Linked DNA regions of Homo sapiens: region 2 is linked to region 1. Evidence: read pairs that join two places in POLR2A ChIA-PET (ENCODE). Cell type or tissue: B cell. All regions are shown on one strand.

Evidence for each region. ChIA-PET counts read pairs that join two places held together with the same protein. Peaks named below come from ENCODE experiments on the same cell type or tissue, not always from the same donor. Only the 100,000 strongest peaks of a DNase experiment are listed, where the experiment ranks them.
Region 2: POLR2A ChIA-PET joins it to region 1 with 6 read pairs; 6 of 35 experiments call an interaction of 5 or more read pairs at or near these places.

What each region holds. Positions count from the first base shown.
Region 1 is chr22:40,106,217-40,108,716 of GRCh38, forward strand. It overlaps a transcript of TNRC6B not described here and the pseudogene RPL7P52. Among named protein-coding and RNA genes, the nearest start is that of TNRC6B-DT, 63 kb to the left of the region's middle. In B cell, no CTCF peak of the experiment used is centred here; a DNase peak (open chromatin) is centred at 1,193; H3K4me3 peaks cover 818 bases; H3K27ac peaks cover 1,750 bases.
Region 2 is chr22:40,199,661-40,202,160 of GRCh38, forward strand. All of the region lies in intron 1 of TNRC6B (trinucleotide repeat containing adaptor 6B), which reads left to right. Among named protein-coding and RNA genes, the nearest start is that of TNRC6B, 23 kb to the left of the region's middle. In B cell, no CTCF peak of the experiment used is centred here; no DNase peak of the experiment used is centred here; H3K27ac peaks cover 1,221 bases.

The sequences.
Region 1 (2,500 bases):
TTTCATTTTCTCGAGGTTGTCTTTTTTTTTTTTTTTTTTCAATTTGAGAGCAGGTACTGTTTATTAACTGACCAGCTTAGAAAAATAATCATGGTAGACACCTTAGTTTATTCTTCTAATAAGCCTGTTGATCTGGTCCTTCTTGTTGCCAGCATCTCCACCTTCTACAAAATGGGTGGTCTTTTTCTTCATTCTGCCTCATGGAGAAGATAATTTTAAGGGCCACAGGAAGTTATTTGCTTCTTTGAAGCATTTTCCAACAGTATAGATCTCATGAATCAGATCCTCCAGCAGATGATGCCATATTTACCAAGAGATCGAGCAATCAAAGTGTTATCTGTCAAAGCAATTCGCTTCTTACTGAATTCTCCATAACCACGCTTGTAGATAAGTTCATTTAGTGACTTTAGATTTGGGTACCCCCAAGCAATATATGACTCTACAATCCTCAGCATGTTAATTGAAGCCCTGTTGAGCTTCACAAACGTTCCATTGAAGATTTCAGGAAGGCGAAGAAGCTGCAACACCTTTCGGACCTTTGGGCTTACCCCATTGATACCTCTGATCCTGATGGCAAATGCCAATTTGGGTTCTGCAGGTACATAGAAGTTGCCAGCTTTTCTTGCCACCCTCGCCATTCGAATTTCAGTTCTGTCCATCTGCCTATGTTCCTTGTGACAGTGCTTCGCTTTTTCATGGATAAACTTCCTCCTTGCCCTTTGAAGCATCTTTTGGGCAAACTTCTTTCTCAGGCGCTTGATCTTCAGCTCTGCAAAATTCCTTCACTTTTTTCTTAAGGATTTCTGGCACAGCAGGAACCTTCTTCTTCTTCTTTTCTACACCCTCCGTGGTTCCAGCCGGAAAAAGAGGGAGGGTATCTTTTGATGAACAAATACTCTTAATTTTCATGTAGTCATGTTTGTCAGGTTTTTAATACTAGGTACTTTTTGTATCCTATTTAAGAAATCCTTCCCTACCCCTAGGCTATGAAGCATTTTCCCATATTATCTTCTAAAAGCTTTATTATTTATCTTTCACATTTGAGTATACAGTTCACCTGGAATTTGATTTTTGTGTATGGCAATTCTTAGCTAACTTATTAGTACTCCTCTGCCTTTAAAAATTTTTAAATATTCTATCCAGACTTTCTGGCTGTCCTCAGCAGAATGGTTGGTCTTCATTACCTGGTTTACCATTCCCAGAAGCAGAAATGTCTTTTAAAGTTTCAGTTTCACTTTGACTTAAAAATGATCTGTCCCGTCTTGTTAAGGGGCCTTAATGAATATGTTTACTAAAAAATAAAAAAAGACTGAAAAACTATATAGATTCATGACTGTTTCTATTTTTTATTTTTATTTTAAGAGACCAAAAAGAAGCTTCTGTTTCCTCTCTGCTTCTGTCAGCTATAAAATACTGTTAGACAAATTTAAGCTCGCTACATAAAATGAACATGGTTATACTTATTGCAGGATAATTTCAGAACATTAATCACAGGAAAAAATTAAATTAAAAAATACACACTATCCAACATTGACTTTGATAATAAAATGGCTTTAACTAAGGCAGTGGCTACCCCCCTTTCTCTGTTTATCCATAAATTTAAACCTCTTTTTTGGCCAGAGATGGACTGTATGCAAACCGCATCCAGAATGCTTTTAGTTTGTGCCACAAAATATGAAGAAAATGTTTTCAGTTTATGGCAACTAGATCCATGACATATGATGCTCCAGGAACTGTTTTTACAGTGCGCAAGATGCACAGGAACAGAATAGCAAACTCACATGATTGTTGGCAAGGAAAACCTGGCTACGTGGCTGATGTTAAATTTGCTTTTTAAGACAGCCAGATCAAGAAATGTCTGAAGACTTTGAGACTGCAGCAGGGAGATGATTTTGCAGTTAGTAAACACAGCCCTGGGAAGCCATGGCAAGGCAGTTCTGGTAAGCCATTTACAGCTTCTCTTCTAGCAGGAGAGCACAGTGGAGGCTCTGGAGAGGAAAACCTGACGTGGCCTCTAGAGAATGTTGCCCAGGGCAGTAGAGCCTCCCTGGTGGCACTGCTGTCAGCACCACCCTGCACAGCCCGGCAGAACCCTGCCTTGCCCTGGCCATCTCTGTCTCTGAGATTCACCACGGAGGTTAGCTTGGTTATAGGTGAGCTGTTAAGAGTAGGGGTTTGTGTTCTTGGAAGTTAGGGCTTAGGAGCCACACATTTCCTTCTTGCCCAGCTCTTGCTTGCTTAGACCATTTTCTTTATCTTTTTCAATGAACACTTGTCAAAGTGTGCTCCTTCCTCCCATCCAAGACCCTTTCAGAAGGTCACAACTATTTTAATAATACTAAGATGCTGTATGCCTTTTAAATTCATTCTCCCATGAGTGCACATTGGAGTTTTTCCAGACATGTGATACTGCAAAAGATTGAATGCAAAAGTATATATTTGGGTGCAGCTGTTGTTGCTCAAGCTAGACATTAAAGAAATTTGCAAAGATGTAAAACAG
Region 2 (2,500 bases), 93 kb after region 1:
TAAAGGCTATTGCTGGGACAGGTGACGAAGCTTACATGGGGCTTGAGGATTTAATGATAGAAATGTATCAGCGTTAATGTTCTGATTTTGATGGTTGTATTATGGTTATGTAGGACTGTGGTTTGGTTTTTGTTGTTGTTGTTTTTCTTTTGAGACAGAGTCTGGCTCTGTCGCCCAGGCTGGAGTGCTGCAGTGGCACGATCTCAGCTCACTGCAACCTCCGCCTTCTGGGTTCAAACGATTCTCATGATGCCTCATCCTCCCTACTAGCTGGGATTAAGGCATGTGCCACCATACCCGACTAATTTTTGTATTTTTAATAGAGATTGGGTTTCACCATGTTGGCCAGGCTGGTCTTGAACTCCTGACTTCAAGTGATCCGCCCGACTCGGCCTCTCAAAGTGCTGGGTTTACAGGTGTGAGCCACAGTCCCTGGCCTAGTGATTTGGTTTTGTTTTTTGGGAAAACACATACTAAAGTATTCAGGGTGACAGGGCCTCAAGTTGACAACTTCCCCTCAATGGTTCTGGGGAGAGACAGTTCTTGGTACTATTCTTGCAAATTTACATAAGTTTGAGATTGTTTCAAAATTTTAAAATAATTTAAAAAGTAATATTCTTTTTTTTTTTTTTTTTTTTTTTTGAGACAAGAGCTTCACTCTTGTTGCTCAAGCTGAAGTACAGTGGCATGATCTCGGCTCACTACAACCTCTGCCTGCCGGGTTCAAGCGTTTCTCCTGCCTCAGCCTCCCGAGTAGCTGGGATTACAGGCGTGCACCCCCACGCCCAGCTAATTTTTTGTATTTTTAGTAGAGACGGGGTGTCATCATGTTAGCCAGGCTGGTCTCTAACTCCTGACCTCAGGTGATCTGCCCGCCTCGGCCTCCCAAAGTGCTGGGATTACAGGCGTGAGCCACCGCGCCCGGCTAAAAAGTAATATTCTTGCCTAAAATTTAAATCATGAGAAGTACATAAAATTAAATGTTCCCTATTTCTTATTTTAGCCTCCCCTTTTAAGCATTTTATTTATGTATGTATGAATGTATATGTAATATATGTTGTAGGTCATATTGAGTATTTATGATATGCTAGGCACAGGCACACTGTATTCCTGGGAATTACAATGGTCATCAGTCAAAACCCCTGCCACTAGAGCTGCATGGCCTTGTGTTATTTGGAGAAGCCATCATTTCTTTAAGTTCCCTCTCATGAGAGGCAGTGGAATGTGATGGTGGTGGGAGCTCAAGCTCTATATTCGTATCCCAGCCCTGCCAGCAACTGTGCTGAAATCTTACTCAACTTCACTGTGCCTCCGCCTCCTTATCTGCAGGCTGGAGATGTGTCTCATCCCCATTTAACAGAGCTGTTGTGAGCATCACACGTGGTGATACACGTAGGGTGCTATACTTGTGGGTGGCACATGGCAAGCACCTGGTAAATGGTAGCTCCCACTGAGGGACGTTTAGGTTATCATTCGTACTTTTATAAATCTAAAAATTGCCTTGTATACATTTTTGCACACTTACACTTTAGAATCTTTAAAAAAAATTTGGCTACCTTTCTGTTGTGAAGTTTTGCTTTTAGTGGCTTTGTTAGAGTGCTGTGAAAAACTAGATGGAGAATAGGGAACATGTCTCTGAAAGTCTGTGCCATATAGGGCTGGAACTTGAGCAGTATGAGATAAATACTGGCTTATTTTCAGATTTTTCTCTGCTCAAGGGTTGGCCTACTAAAGTTGTTTTTATGTGGTGTTTGGTGCATTTTCTTTTTCTTTTTCTTTTTTGTTTTTTTTTTGAGACAGGGTCTCACTCTGTCACCCAGGCTGTAGTGCAGTGGCATGATCATGGCTCACTGCAGCCTCGACCTCCTGGACTCAAGTGATCTTCCCACTTCAGCCTCCTGAGTAGCTGGGACTACAGGCGTACTCTACTACACCTGGCTAATTTTTTATTTTTTGAAGAGACAGGGTCTCGCTGTGTTGCCCAGGCTGGTGGGACTCAAGCGATCCTCCCACCTCGGCCTCTTGAGTAGCTGGGATTAGAGTTGTGAGCCACCACACCCAGCCTCCATTTTCAAATACAGGTTGAGAATCCCGAATCTGAAAATCCAAAATGCTCTACAACCCAAAATGCTCCAAAATCTGAAACTTTTTGAGCACCAGCACGATACTGAGAGTGCTCATTGGAGTATTTCGGATTTCAGATTTTCAGATTCAGGATGCTCAACCAGTAAATTTCATGCAACTATTTCAGAATCCGAAAAAGTTTGAAACACTTCTGTTCCCAGACATTTCAATAAGGAATACTCAATTTGTAATACCATTTTAGAATAGTTAGGCGAGCTTTGCTCAGGTTTGAAAGGGTCACGTAATGTTAATCACTAGGAAATACTTTTGTCTCAAGTAGTGTAAGCCAAGAAAATACTGTCTTGAGAACTTTGCCTGATGAGCTTTGAATGTCAGAGAAAGGAATAATATTAATTCCTACTTCTAGTTGAGTTAA